Regions from separate parts of the Homo sapiens genome. Here region 1 is linked to region 2. A link is an interaction called in ENCODE POLR2A ChIA-PET data of the cell type or tissue named here. Cell type or tissue: PC-9. All regions are shown on one strand. Links, peaks and the distances in the headings refer to the core of each region. The heading gives the core; the rest is flanking DNA.

Region 1 (7,999 bases), core at 1,428-5,427, 770 kb after region 2:
AGATTAAGGATGGCTTCTAGATTGCATCGCCAACACACTTTTAATGCTTTGTGATCCCAGAGATTTCCGGGTCCCCATATGCAGTCAGGCAATGGTGTTTCCTAAATGTTGCATCTCCTGGTACCAGCTTACTACAGGCACATTTAAAAATTCAATACCCACCTAAACCAAAGTATGCTATTGAACACTTTTTATTGCAAGTTTGGAATTTCAGCACTTGCTGATGTCTTATCAGGCTCAAAGTTCCCATCCAAAGACCAGGTGGTAGAGGTTGGCTTTTTCATTTTGGCCAAAAATAAATCTTAGTTCACTCATAATTTTGAGCCTAGAAACCTCACACTTCCAGTCATTTGCTCAGTATAGGTGACCTTTTCCTTTCCAGTTGTCCCTGCATAATTAACAGGGGTAAATCTGTTTCCTGTATTAGAATCTATAATATGTAATTAGAACAATGTGTAATTAAAACTTCTACAATATATAACTAGAACTTCTCCACCCAGAAAGAGCTATTACAATAGTGAACCCAATATTTTACATATTTGGGGAAAAATTTTAGCTAATAAAGTGCCCTCCAATTTGCATTATACACTAACTGGTTAATATTCTGCAGCATCCATATATAATCTTATGGTCACTTTATTATGTTCTCAAAGAGCAGGTGGGTATTTGCTTTATTTTACTCTTTTGACTAAAGCTGTTATTTAATAGGCTTCTCAATGAATGTCTGGCTCATTTTAGAACAAAGATAATCTTCTCTAAAAACAATTTATTCTTAACCTTCAGAAGCCAACTCTAACAAGATCCCCATTTTACAATTTCTCACAAATAAAAAAATAAAACAAGTTGAAATTACTCTTTTTTGATTGCTCCTCCATTTATAATTTTTGTACCATCATCAAAGGAAGAATTGAGAAGAGCAAGACAATAGCCTGTATAAATGTTTGAGTCTTTAGTGAAAAGTGGAGATTATGTGGTCCAGATACCATCCACAGCTGTGATTTTGTTGAAGATGGTTCAAATCACCTGAAGAGTTGTTTCAAGTATACATGTTTCTCTCGCCTCCATGAGAACCACTAATTTACAGTCGACTATATCATAGAAAAGGCGCAAGTGCATTAAATTTTGCAAAGCTATCTTTATAAATTCTAATTAATCATGAAAGAATGAGTCATAGAAGTAAGGTGCAAGGGACACTGTTATATAATTCACATGATAACTGATTTTGATAGTTTCTTTTATGTAGAACTTGTTTATATAAGAAACAGAATTTTATGACTCTTAGATATACAAGTGATCTTTGCACATTTAATGCCTTTTGGGTATAGTAGGCAACCAAAGAGTTCTTAGTAAGTTTAAATAATGTGTTTCTCTGTAGAATAAGGAAAATACACATAGCAAATTAAACATTTAAGATTCTAAGTTCTTTATGCAGCTTTCATTTTCCTTGGATGTTCATTGCTACATATCTTAAAACAAGCAGGACTCTCAAAATTGAGTAGAGAAAGAATCAGGAAATTTTCCATGGAGAAGAATGGTGTCACTGAGGTGTGGCAATGGCTCTCAAGTATGCTTTCTCTACGGGCTCACAGGAACATGTGTTGTCTTTGCCTCCCTTCTTTCTCTGTCAGAACAATAGAAATATTGGCAAATGTTCCCAGAAAATTCTAGCAAATTCTCTCTACTACAAAAATGGCCTTTAGAGAAAATAACTGTGAAAAGTAGGAAGTTATGAGAAGACAAATTTGAACAGTCCAATGTGCTTTTGTTTGTTATAATTAGCTGTGTGAACTGGACCTTTCACTTTATAAAATAAGAGCATTCAGTTGGGCAATATTCTTCACAGACACGTTCACTTTATGTTTCCATCAAAGTCTCAGAGCTATCACCACTTACTGTAACTCTTTTTCAAATTTCAGAGATTAAAGTCATTTGAAAACACAAATAAGGTAGCTTGGGAGATGTTCCTGGATTTCCATAACATCCATTCTTACTTCTTTAAGCTGTAGATTCTTAGGCACACATTCCCACTGCCTCATTATTCTACTGGCAGCTAAAGCAAAGTGCTACTTCCAATGCAAGAAGCCAGCCAGGAAGCCCACCTGCTCATTCTTTCTCACAGTAATATTTCTTCCATATTCTGGCTTTGAACCTTTTCGACTACTTGACTATCTGACCTTGCCTTTTTTTATTTATTTTTTTTTTTTTTGAGAAGGAGTCTCGCTCTGTAGCCCAGGCTGGAGTGCAATGGCACAATCTTGGCTCACTGCAATCTCTGCCTCCCGGGTTCAAGCAATTCTCCTGCCTCAGCCTCCCGAGTAGCTGGGACTACAGCCTTTTTCTTTTCAGGATAAGTGCTGCATATCTTCCTATCCTTCCTGAGGCCAACACCAGGTATTTATTACACGTCTGCTTTCTAGCAGAAAATAACATACTTGCTTCAAGGGTCAGACCTCAACTTGCATAAGACTTTGGAAGAATTGTCTCTCTTTCTACATGAGTTGATCTGCTTTTTCCTGAAGGCCTCTGCCACCCAGCAGTCCTTGTTTTGTATATGAATGACATATAGAGACACTCAAAGGAGGGACTTGACCCATATTTTCCAAGATATTTTCAATCTTCCTCCTCTTTCAGCACAGAATACTATGGGCAAGAGCAGCTCCATTTTGCCCCCTATTTAAAACAGAAAAAAAAAATGATTTTCCCCAAAACGAATTTGTTTTATTGAAACTCATTTCCTCTGTTAATTTTCAATGATACATGTTTACTTATAATTTAAAAATGAAAAAAGGATGTATAAAATTCTGGGAAAATAAAAATTTCACTATTTTGCTCCAAAATGCTTTTTATCTCTCTCTAGTGTTACTAATGCTTTTACCTTAGGTTTCTACATTGATGTTATGGATGCTATGCTTTTGTCTGAGAAAATTTTCCTCAGGGAAAATCCTTAACATCCAAATTCATGGGCCTCTCTAATAAAGTGCATGGCCAGGTGAAAGGTGAAATGAATCATAGCATGCCTGCGGCATTCAGTCAACAGCATGGGAAGCTGTGCCAACTGTGGGCCAGCTGGCTTCGCCTACACACTCTTCCCCTCATACAAACGGACAGATTTGATACTGTTCTAGCTGTGAGTCCAGGCAGTTCTATGATAAAGTGAATTCATGAAGACACTCTTATCTCAAAACCAACAACTCCATGTATTCACTCCAACATCTGAGAAAGAACTGAAATCTTGGAATATTTTTCACGGGGTAGGCAAGTTTTGGGGATGCTTCAGCTAATCATGGAGGCACCTTGAGGTCAAATACAAAGGGGTGATGCCCCAGACTTCTTTCTAATCTGTCAAACTTCTGAATCTGGAAAATCCAGCGATGCTAATCCATGGGCTCAGTAATCTGAAGGGATTTGGGGAACTTGAGAATCAGCAGCCATTATTTTTAAGTGTTTCATTGTCTTCCTTCTTTCAGGCAAAATAGAATAACTAATGGAAACACAAGTCTTTCCACCTCATCAAATCCAACTCATAAATAGAAAGTATCTGGTATTCTAGCCCTAAAGATTTGGGATTCTTGAGACATTTGGATAACCCTAATGTCTGGTTAATACAGCCTATGGCAACCTATAATCAGGTCAGTTGAAGCTATATTAAACTGCACTGATACTGTCATCCCTGAAATTTACAAGTTTTCCATAGACTTGTGTATAGACATAATCCTTTAAACTATTTGCGCATTACAAAAGATTATAACCATGATTTTATGACATAAAAAGAAATTTGAGTTTTGGTGTATGGTGTAGTAACCTCACCTTTATAACAGCTGATTATTAATTTGCATGTAGAAAAATCAGACTAACTGGAATCTTCCAGGTTCCATGAGAATAAGTATGGGCAAAGTATCTTTCTCAGCTATAAATTGGTTCTTCATTAGACTTTCTCTTCCTCTAACTCAAAGACAAATATCCTAATAAACAAATTCCTGTGTCGATATTTTTATAATTTTTAACACATTTAGCAGCAGAATAACTAAATGGATTTAAGACTTCGTTGAAAATTATTGTCAAAAATCTGTAAGAATAAATCATGTTTGCTTCATTTTCTAAAGCTCAGGTCCATAATACATGGTATTCTAATTAACCTATATGATCAAGGCAGCCCAAAGAAACTTGCCCCAGACTTGATGAGGAAATTGAATTCCAGTTAAGGTTCTCTTTTCCAGAGACCTCTTTGCATGGCAGAGAACTGAATAGTAGCAGGAGGAATAGTTTGGATATGGAGGGAGTGAGTTCAGTAAGTTTTACTTGGAGCCCAGGGAATTTGTTCTCTGAGTCTTTCATGTGTGTTGATGGAATGGGGCTGGGTCAAGGCTGCTAGGGCCTTTCACAGAAGGGGAATTCAGAGTGTTCACAGCTGGATGGTTATGATATATGAGTGAGGACAGTGGAGAACAGCTGGAATATTATTGCTATTTATCCAGACTCTCAAAAATATATCTGTGACAAAGAAGCCCACTTTTCTCCCAAATAAGAAGAATAGAGAAATGTTAGAGATGGAGATGATTCGTGTGCATGCTTTCCACTAAAATTTTTCAAAGTTTAACAAGTTTTTTGTGTGTAGCCTTGCAGAAAAAGACATTGTAGTTGACGTGGAAAGACAAACAAGGTTAATGGTGGTCGTATAAATACTCTGGGAGAACAAAAAACAACACAAAAAATTAAGCAAGTTTCAAACATGTCTCAATATTCTTATCATAGGAGGTGAATAATAAAGGATATATTTAAAAATCAGGAATTCAGATGCACTTCAAATCACTCTCAAAGGTTAAATGCCTCAATGGTGTTAGCTCCCTAACTTAACGATGCCGATTTTCCTGTAAAACTTCAAGAATTTTCTTTTTATCTTTAACATTAGGAGAAATAACATATTTATAGGCTTGCACTTTTAACTTATTTAGACCTGGTTTCAGAAGAGAAGACAAATCATCTCTCCCCCGATCCAGGGTTTTGATCAAGGCCCATAATTCAAAAACAACCTTGGTTCTACTTGTTTCTCAGGGCCTTTTAGTACCATGTCTGGCTAGTAACTGGATGACTTGAGCATGCATTATCCAGCCCCCTGTGTCCTTAAAGCCATCTTAGACTGGGTTAGGCATGTAGTTATACAGCTGCTGGTTTCCACTGCAGGAAGTGGGTACGTTTAGAGGGAGGACTAAAGTGAGATGCATGTCTAATTTCTTTACTAGGCTGTAAACAACTTTGAGATATTTCAGGACAAAAGATAGTATTTAAAGGTAAGATATTATAAAGAGTGGCAATAATAGTAATGATAGTAATTAGTGTTATAATAAAATACAAAGGAAATGAGAAAAATGTATCTTTAATAATCTGAAGTTAACTTGACAAACCAAACAAAATAAGTAAGTGAAATAAGCTTTTTGCTTGTTCTTTGGAATTGATAATGACTTGCCCACTGTTTATATTTAGGACTTTGCAGGAGCTCTGTGAAAGCTACCACGTGATACAAAGGAATAATATATATATATATATATATATATATATATATATGGTTCCTATATGTCTTCAGTACGTTGAATCTAGCTTCAGCATTTATTAAAAAGAAATACAACTTGTCAGGGTACAGTGTGTAAACCTACAGGCTGTCAATTGACAAGAAAAAAAGTACTTTTTCTCTTCTAGCCATTCTTCCTCTTTTTATGTGGGGACAAAAGAAGATGCTGTGTTGGCAAGAATTTGAAGGGCACATGGGTTATATCTGATCACCTTTCCTTGCAGGTACTTCTAATTAAAGTGAGATTTGGAAAATATAGATTCTCTTTGGTGATACACAGATAACGAACTAGCAAACAGAGCTTTTAAATCTAGAGGTGTGTCCAGAAGGTCATGTAGGTTCCCAGGTGTTCGTGGCCTCAAAGGCGGAAACTGCCCTATGGAAATATTCTCAAAGGATGGTGAAGATAAGTTAATAATAACAATGTGTGTTTACCATAGATGGAGGGGCCTTTCAAAGCCCCAAGTTCTCTTCCTCTGACACATATGCATTTGTGTATGGAGTGTGTGTTGTTCCTCTCATCCATGTGACCAGACGCTCCGGTAGATATTAACAGCAGGAAATGCAAGGTGTGAGTGTCCAGAGTGGGTGGTGCTGGCATTGGACAGAGCAAACCTTTGAGAAGCAGGAAACTCTTCCAGGAAGCAGGAGGCTGGGAAATGCCTGTGTCTTCGCTGTTTTGTTTGTAAAGGGCTGTCTTGAGTCATCTAACGGTTGGAGTTTTCTCCTGAAGGAGGAAGTAGGCTTTAGACAAAGCGAGGATTGATTTGTGTTATGCTCTTGCTTCAGAAAGGAATTAGAAATTATTTTCTTCTCAGGGAGGAATGATTTGGCTCACAGTGAAATGTACACCACAGATAAGGTGATGAAGTTGGATCTGCTGTTTTTATTGTATTGGGAGTTTCCTCTCAGCTTTAGATAGGGGTTTCTGTGGGTTATAGAGCTTGAAGAGAATTACCAAGAGACTAGAGATCAGTATACCTATTATATTTACTAATTTATTCATTTATTCACAGAACAAACATGTATTTAATACTTAATATAAAATGGTCAGCATGTTACTTCAAAATTATATGGAAGTATGAATAATTCTGAACCATTTTCTATTTGAAATTTGTTAAGATTATGACACTGTGACATACGAAGTAATTAGATTTTAGAAATAAAGAACATTTGTCACTAATATTTTTCAGTAACTTTTGTATTCCCATTAATATATTATGTACCTTTATATACAATCATGTGCTACATAATGGCACTTTGGTCAATGATGGGCTGCATCTATAACTGTGGTCCCACAAAATTAAAATGGAGTTTAAAAATTCGAGGGAAGCCATAGCCGTTGTAATGTCATAGCACAACACATTACTCACTTGGCTGCAGTGATGTTGGTGTAAACAAAGCTACTGCACTGTCAGTCACATAAATGTAGAGCACATACAATTATGTGCAGTACATAATACTAGATAATGATGATAAACAACTACGTTGCTGATTTACATATTTACTATGTCATATTGTTATTGTTATTTTATAACAATATTCCCCGTATACTCCTTCTACTTACAGAAAAATAGAAGTTAACTGTAAAACAGCCTCAGGCGGGTTCTTCAGGAGGTATCTAGAAGAGGGCATTGTTCTCACAGGAGATGACAGCTCCATGTGTGTGATTGCCCCGAGGACCTTCCAGTGGGACAAGATGTAGAGGTGGAAGACAGGGATACTGAAGATTCTGACCTTGTGTAGGCCTAGGCTAATGTGTGTTTGTGTCTTAGTTTTTAACACAAAGTTTAACAAGTAAAAAAAAAAAATTTTAAATCTAAAAAGCTTATAAAATAAATATACAAAGGAAGAACGTATTTTTGTGTTTGTGTTTTAAGCTAAGTGATATTACAAAAATGTCAAAAAGTTAAATAGTTGAAAAGTTTAGAAAGTAAAAAGTTACAGTTAGCTAAGATTAATTTATTATTGAAGAAAGAAAAAATATTTTTTTAATAAATTTAGTGTGGCCTAAGTGTTTATAAGGTCTATAGTAGTATACAGTAATGTCCTAGGCCTTTACATTCACTCACCACTCACTCACTCACTCAGCCAGAGCAACTTCCAGTCCTGCAAGCTCCATTCATGGTCAATGTTCTATGTAGGTATACCACTTTTGATCTTTTTTTTTAAGCCATATTTTTACTGTACCTTTTCTATGTTTAAATATGTTTAGATATACTAATACTTACCATTGTGCTATAATTGCCTACAGTATTCAGTACATAACATTCTGTACAGGGTTGTAACCCAGGAGTAATAGGCTATACCATACAGCCTACGTGTGTAGTAGGCTGTGCCATCTAGGTTTGTGTAAGTACACTCTACGATGTTTGCATAATGATGAAATCACCTAATGGTGCATTTCTCAGAACATTTCTCCATCGTCAAGTG
Region 2 (7,999 bases), core at 2,061-6,060:
TACAAACTTTTTGCATTATGTATTTTTTTGGTTGTTGTTTTTTGACACAGAGTCTTGCTCTGTCGCCCAGGCTGGAGTGCAGTGGCACGATCTCGGCTCACTGCAAGCTCCGCCTCCCGGGTAAACGCCATTCTCCTGCCTCAGCCTCCCGATTAGCTGGGACTACAGGCGCCCTCCACCACGCCCGGCTAATTTTTTGTACTTTTAGTAGAGACGGGGTTTCACCCTGTTAGCCAGGATGGTCTTGATTTCCTGACCTTGTGATCCGCCCGCCTCGGCCTCCCAAAGTGCTGGGATTACAGGCGTGAGCCACAGTGCCCTGCCTGTATTATGTATTTTTAACATCTTTTGCTCTTACAAGGATTGGGCTCTACTTGTTTTCTTTGTTGGGTTATATCTTAGTCTACTACTGTCTTTGACCTTGTTGATGTTTCTGGGTACAAGCAAAACGGAAAAGGCTTCAGGTTTTCCTTTCAGAGGTTTTGCATAAAAGTCCAGTGTTTGGCTATTATGGGTTGAATTGTGTCCTGGAAAAGGATACATTGAAGACTTGGCCCCCAGAACCTCAGAATGTGACCTTATTTGGAAACAGGTTGATTGAAGTTGTAATTAGTTAAGACGTAATACTGGAGTGGACCGGGCTCCTTATCCAATATGACTGGTGTCCTTATATGAAGCTGGTTATGTGAAGACACAGACACACAGGGAGAATGCCATGAAGATGGGAGATGGTGCAACTACAAGCCAAGGAATGCCGAAGACTGCTGGCAACCACCAGAAGAAGCTAGGAAGAGACAAGAAGGATTTCCCTCCAGGTTTCAGAAAGAGTATGGCTCTGCCAACACCTTCCTCTGAGACTTCTAGCCCCCAGAACTGTGAGAAAATACATTTCTCTGTTTAAAGCCACCCAGTTTATGGTACTTTCTTCCTGCAGCCCTAGGAATCTAATGGCTAATGAAGTCTGGGCCCATGGTTCCCCCTCTGGATGCCTCATTCACAGAAATGGTTCCAGGTGACCTGGGTGGTGTACAGCAGTCCCTGCTTATCTGCAGTTTCACTTTTCACAGCTTAAGTTAACCTATGGTCAACAGCAGCCTAAAAATATTAAAGGGAATAATTCCAAAAATAGGCAATTCAAATAAGTTTTAAATTCAGTACCATTCTGAATAGTGTGCTGAAATCTGGCACTGTACCCACTGAGTCCTGCGGGGACATGAATCATACCTTTGTGCAGTGTGTCAGCGCTGCCTATGTTCCCTGTAGGTTAGCCACCTAGGAGCCATCTCGGTTATCAGAGTGACTGCCATGGTTTCATAGAGCTTGTGTTCAAGTCACCCTTATTTTACTTCATAATGACCCCAAAGCACAGGAGCAGTGATGCTGGCATATTGTTATAATTGTTCTGTGTTATTATTGTTACTCTGCCTAATATATAAACTAAACTTTATCGTAGGTGTATTATATATGTACTGTATAGAATAAAACATAGCATATATAGGGCTTGGTATGATTTGTGGTTTCAGGCATCCACTGGGATTCTTAGAATGTGTCTCCTGCAGATAAGAGAGGACTAGTATAATATGAGCAGATAGCAACAGGGCTGGATAGGAAGGTGGACAGCCACCCTTCACACATGCAGATCCATCTGCCTGGTAGTTCGGAGCCTCCTGTAGTGGTGACTGTTATGCTCAGTAGATTTTCCATCCCCCTTCTTCTTGGTTTCAGCCCCTTTAATGATGAGTGTGGGGATAGGCAGGGTGCTCAGGACCCTGGCTTGGCTAATGGATGTGTTGCATCCTCTGACAGCAGTGGCACGGAACCCAAACGGAGCCCAAACGGTTCTTCCTGGAATGGATGGAGAGGCACTGGGAGAGAAAGCGCTTTCTTCCCACTGGTACTGCTAAGCTGGGACTGCAGGCAGCCATGTGTATGTTTTTCTGAAGTGGAGAGGGCCTGCCTGAGGTGACTTTGTCATGGAAGCCTCATGCTTCCGAATCTCTGGGTCTCATTCCCAGGTCCCAGTTCCTGCAGTTCTGACCTCCATCTTGTGAACTACTGCAGGATTCCTCTCAGCTATAAGATTCACTGCATTTCATTTCTACTTAGTTAGAATTTCTTCTTGTGATAAAGGCTTTTTTTTTGTTGTTTTTTTTGCTGCTTCCTTCTCACCTTATAATTCCCTCTCTTAGAATATTGGGCAGTATTTTGGTTTACATGCAGCTGGATCCCACTACACCATGAGTTTCTTGAGAATAAGGCCTGCATTACTTTTTTTTGTTGTTACTTCATAGTGCCATGCCTGGATTATGTCTGGGCACCCCAGTTTTTTCTGGGGGCAATTGGCTGCCAAAATGATCAAATGAATAATAAGCAAGCTCGACTGGGATCACAGAATGTTTAAGTGGTAAAGGAACCTAGAGTTGTTCCTAATCTAGCGGTTTTCAAAGTTTAGACGCAGAATCCTTTCCTCATTGGAATCTTAGGTGGAAGCCCACGTGTAGAGCTCAGGGTGTGGAGTTGCTCTGGTTGGGGTAGAGGTTGTGGCCCAGGGGGCTGCCCTCTACTCATTTCCTCAGCATGGCCTCCGTGAGGCTTTTAGAGTTTGCTGGGGGCCACATTTATCCTCACTGAGCTGCAGTTCTCCCTCTCCAATCCTGCCTTCCTTTCCTTAAAAAGTGGTTGTGAGAAATCATAAGTTGATGCTACCGCACTACAGCTACTTCTCTCTCTCTCTCTGTTACACACACACACACACACACACACACACACACACACCCCTCTCTAGGGTCCTGGTAAAAGTACTGATGAGCGTGATATGTAATGCTGAAAGTCTCAAAGAATGATCTATACATTTCACAGTAGCTTTTGGACTTTTGGGAATAGGATCAGTTCAAATGATCCAAATTTAACCAAAGTTTTAATGGGAGAATCTCTTTTCTGAATTATGACACCTTTTCCAAACCATGCTTAATTCTTAATTCTATTTTCTGAACTACCACCTACCATCATCAGAACACTCCATGTCCTGTCATAAACGACTGCCCTGTCATCAAGGCCCCAGGCTGGTGCTATTTTTCTTCATTATTATCAGTTTTTTTATTGTGGTAAAAACACATAAGTTAAAATTTACCATCTTAACCATTTCTGAATGTATAGTTCAGTAGTGTTGGTTACATTCACATTGTCATGCAACCAATCTCTAGAACTCTTTTCATCTTGCAAAACTAGAACTCTGTGCCCATTAAACAACAACTCCCCAAGTTCCTCTTCCCTCAGCTCCTGGGAACCACCATTCTATTCTTATCTCTCTGAATTTGAATACTCTAGGGACTTTATGTAAGTGGAATCACACAGTATTTGTCTTTTTCTTCCTGGCATTTACTTAGCATAATGTCCTCAAGGTTCATCCATAGTGTAGCATGCGACATGATTTCTTTCCTATTTATTTATTTATTTATTTATTTATTTATTTATTTATTTCCAGACAGGGCCTTGCTTTTTTTCCAGGCTGGAATGCAGTGGCATGATCACGGCTCATGCAACCTCCACCTCTCAGGGTCAAGCCATCCTCCCAACTCAGCCTCCCGAGTAGCTGGGACTACAGGTGTGCACCACCACACTTGATTAATTTTTTGATTTTTTGTAGTGACAAGGTCTCACTATATTGCCCAGGCCAGTCTCGAACTCCTGGGATCAAGTGATCCTCCCATCTTGGCTTCCCAAAGTGTTGGGATTACAGACATGAGCCACCGTGACTGGCCTCCCTCCTTTTTAAGGGTGATGGGACAGAAAGCTTTTAAAGAATCTAGAGAGCAGACCACGTTGGGGGCACATAAAGAACACTTACTGAATACTCATTGGATGACTTTAATTTTTCTCATAATGTCTTTTAAATATTTGGTTTTCTAGTTTCAATAAGCTGGACCAGTCAGATTCCCTGTGGACATGAATGAAAGAAGAGACCAATCTGAGGATGCTTTGAGAGTTCCCGAATGTTCTACAAATGGTCCTGTCCCTTCCTGGCCTTCATAAAAAGAATGTTCTTTTTAACTTTGAGTAGTGGTTCTCAATGCAGGTGGGTGGGTCGGAGGTGGTTTTGTCCCCTCCCCAGAGGACATTTGGCAATGTCTGTAGGCAGTTTTGGTTGTCAGGACTTGTGGGAGGGTGCTACTGGCATTTAGTGGGTAGAGGTCAGTTTGCTGCTAAACATCCTACAATACACTGGACGGCCCACAACAAAGCATGACTCAGTCTTGTGGTAATAGTGCTGAGCTTGAGAAACCTGATGCAGAGACAGCAGCTCAAGAAGGTCACGCTGTGTATGGAGGGTTAGCCAATGGGGGACTTCCAGCCATTACATAGAGTGATGATTCTCCTCTTTAAGAAGGCCTGGCATATACTGAAATAGAACAACCTCCATCTACGTCAAAAGCTCAAAGTTGATACAAAACATCACATCAACAGTGGCTTTCTTATCTAAACACCATTTGTCAAAACAGAAAGCCCTTCAAACAGCTGACATTCAGGGAGGGCAGCCTCTGCCCTGCTCTGGGAGCCTCAACCCAGGATATTTCATGTTAACATAAACAGGATAAGCCTTTTCAGCTGCAGTGCTGTTTACCAGGAACCTGCTGGAATAAACTAGATTGTTAAGTTTAATTTAGTGAGCAGCAGTAATCACCGTAGTTCTTCCATTTGTGGAGAAGAAACAAACATGTGGGCACATCTGACAGAAGCTGGATTTGCCAAATGGTGGATTTGCCAAATGGTGAGGGTGACTTTGGAGTGCTACCCCAGCGGATGATGAATGTAAGGATGACAGACTCCATCCCTCAGAGGAAAGAATCAACTTAAAAGTGAAAGAAGCAAGCCTAACTGCCCTCCCTGCTCTGAGGGAGGAATGGAAAGGCATTCTGGAAACGCATTTCTGTCAAAGCCGAACATCAGCAAGTCAGTGACTAAGTTGAAAGGAAATGTGGTCAAAGGGTACAAAGTTTCAATGACCCTGGAGGAATATCCTTTAGCGATCTATTGTACAGCATGGTGACCACAGTTATTAATAATGCATTGTATTTATGCATTTATTTTTATTTCAGTAAGATTTAATAGCTTTTTGGATTAAGCAGTAGAAAAACTTCCATACTTAACTGAGACATTTTATCAAGGCCAAAAAAATTCTTGCAAAATGGTGCAGCCGACTGACAAGCTGACATAGAAAATAAACTTTGCCCAATCACAACTTGTGACTCCCATCCTTGGAGTGCTGACTGGCCTCAGTAAGACAGAATCGCTTTAAATCCATTACTCCATGCCCACCTGAGGCACTGTTGAAGAAATCTCACTGTTCACCCAAGGTGCTGGTTCTGGTACACTTGGATCATAAGTCCATTTGGGGAAAACTCATTTGTAAAGGTTCATCAGTTCTGTGTTCTGAGATTTTAGCTTCCTATCAAAGCTGCACTTCATGCGGCCATGGGTACCTGAAGGCTCCTGGATGTGTCCTCTGCGGCTCCACTTTGTTCTCAGTTCTACTGGTTTAAACCACTGCACATCCTCTCTATTGAAGAACATGTAACATACCACTGCCATCTTAGTACAAATTTTGAAAGGAGGATCACTCAGGACAACTCTCTTGATGACCATTCTGTTTGGATCCACCAGCAAAAGATGGCCTGTAGCAATGAGATTGTGCATTCCATTGCTTTTCTGCTTGAAAAGCAGCAAAGATGAAGGAGGAAAAGTGGTTGGTGCGTATACTGTCACCGCCAGGGCCATATCAGCAGTCAGGAATCTCTGAAATTTATGTTTGTCTGCTGCAGCATGCTGAGAGAATAAAGGTGAGGCTCGGAAGTGCCTGGATCTACAGCGGAATATGAGCTCCTCCTTGGCTTTCGCAGATTCAGTGCTGCCAGGGTCATGCCTCACCACCATATTCAATACTGACATCTTCTGTTCATGAGGTAGTGAAGAAAATGCAATCAAGGGTGCTCCTTGCCTGAATCACTCAACCACTGAGACAGGGACATTAGAGACATGAAGTGTGACATACTGGCCAACATCAGCTCCTTCAACCTCTTTTTCTTCAATCTCTTTAAATATGCTTTTCCTAGTACTAGTAAAGTTCTGAAACTGAAATATTCAAGCACAATCTTGAGCAATATTTTTCCTTAGGATCCTATGGAGATGTCTGGAAGCTCTTGAGGCCTTTGTATTTCTGAAACTGAATTTCTGGCAGCCACATCACAGGGGGTGTCCACCCACTTCACCTGGAAACATCTCTTCCAGTCTTTCTTGTTTACATTTCTCCAACATTTTTGCCTCAGCTTCTTCATCCACTTTCTCATCAGAGAGATCATCATGCACAGACTCCCTTGTAGTCATAGTTTCACATTCCTCCTCTTCTTCATCTTCACACTTTCATGCTGAGATTCCTCCTTCATAAAATCCTCATGTTCTGTATCATCATATTCTTTACCACCTTAGAATCTCCCTTCAAGAAATCCTTTGTCTCACTCAACTCCTCCTCATTGGGCCAGGTTTGCTCCCCCTGCGTTAGATCTGGGATAACCTCTGTTTGTCAGGATTCCTGTCTAGCAGGATCTGCCTTCATTAGGACTTTAAGGTCTTCTTCCATATCATCGACAGTATCCATAGCACAAATCTCTATTGCCATGTCTGGGTCCTTTTGGGATTTAATTACTGTAGGATTTAAAGGGAAAGGGTCCATGGGGTCATCTATGTGTTTCATCTGGAAATCACCACGTCCAGTGATATGCAGCAACCTATTTACATTCAGAGTCTGCCCACGAACATAGCCTGAAATTTCCAAGGTGCCCACCAAATTATTCTCTTCACTAGGAACAAAATCAGCAGTATGGGCAAATAGGTAGGCCTGCTGATCTCGAAAAGCAAGATGCCATTGCTTCTGGTTAGCCAACTGCCTAAGCAGCATCCCTGCCTCCTGTTGAGTGTCTAACAAGAGGAGTTTGTCATCCAGAAAGTGCTTCTCCACTGCTTTACTTAGCTTCTTTCTGGCATCTATTTGTTTCTTCAGTGGGAGGCCAGATAATCCCTGGACAGCTAGTGCTAATGAGGAGAGCCATCCTTGCTACCCAGCTGTCTCTTCTCCGCCAGAACCACCTCCTTCTTCTGCTTTTGGAGCTGACTGGCGGAATGCCTCTGGTCTACTCTGCTGAGTTCTTTTCTCACCTTCTTGCTTAGGGTTTTCAGTGCTAGATGGCCCTTGCCATCCTGCTGTGCAGATCCCCGACCCCGATGCTGCCCACTTTTATGAGCTTTATTCTGCATCTTGAGTGGGCTGGAGTGGTGGGCTGCCATGCTGCAGCTCACGTGTACAGAGTCAGCCCATTGTATTTATTTCGTTTTATTCTTTAATCTTTTTTTTTTTTTGTAAAGTCGGGGTCACACTATGTTGTCCAGGCTGGTCTTGAACTCCTGGACTCAAGTGATCCTACCACCTTGGCCTCCCAAAGTGCTGGGATTACAGACGTGAGCCACCACGGCTGGCCAATAATGTATTGCATATTTCAACATTGCTAAAATAGAGTTTTAATGTTCTCATCACAAAAAAATGATAAATTAGTGAGGCAATGCATACGTTAACTAGTTTGATTGTATCTTTCTATAACATATGCATAGATCAAAACATCACATTGCCTCCTTTTCCACCGTATAGCAGAAGGATGGCACAGACACTTTGAAGGGAACAAATAATACAGAACCAACACACAAACAAATGATTGGAAAACATTGTACTCCATAAATATATACAATAAAATAATTACAAATTAAACAATAAAATGTGGAAGATTTGGATATTATTTTTCTTCCCATAGTTAAAATAATACTCTTTAATAAAAATTGTACAAGCTTTTTTTTTGTGTGAGTTTGTCATATTAGAATTCCCATCTACAGAAGACCAGGGAAAGAATGAAGGTTCTTAGTAGTAAGAGGAAATATAGTCTAGCCCAGCAGCACT

What was found. Peaks named below come from ENCODE experiments on the same cell type or tissue, not always from the same donor. Only the 100,000 strongest peaks of a DNase experiment are listed, where the experiment ranks them.
Region 1: POLR2A ChIA-PET joins it to region 2 with 6 read pairs; 1 of 35 experiments calls an interaction of 5 or more read pairs at or near these places.

Annotation. Positions count from the first base shown.
Region 1 is chr5:58,082,949-58,090,947 of GRCh38, forward strand. No RefSeq gene overlaps it. Among named protein-coding and RNA genes, the nearest start is that of LINC02101, 35 kb to the right of the region's middle. In PC-9, for the core only: no CTCF peak of the experiment used is centred there; a DNase peak (open chromatin) is centred at 3,023; H3K27ac peaks cover 1,502 bases.
Region 2 is chr5:57,312,683-57,320,681 of GRCh38, forward strand. It overlaps the pseudogene LOC100288510. Among named protein-coding and RNA genes, the nearest start is that of RMEL3, 78 kb to the right of the region's middle. In PC-9, for the core only: no CTCF peak of the experiment used is centred there; a DNase peak (open chromatin) is centred at 4,269.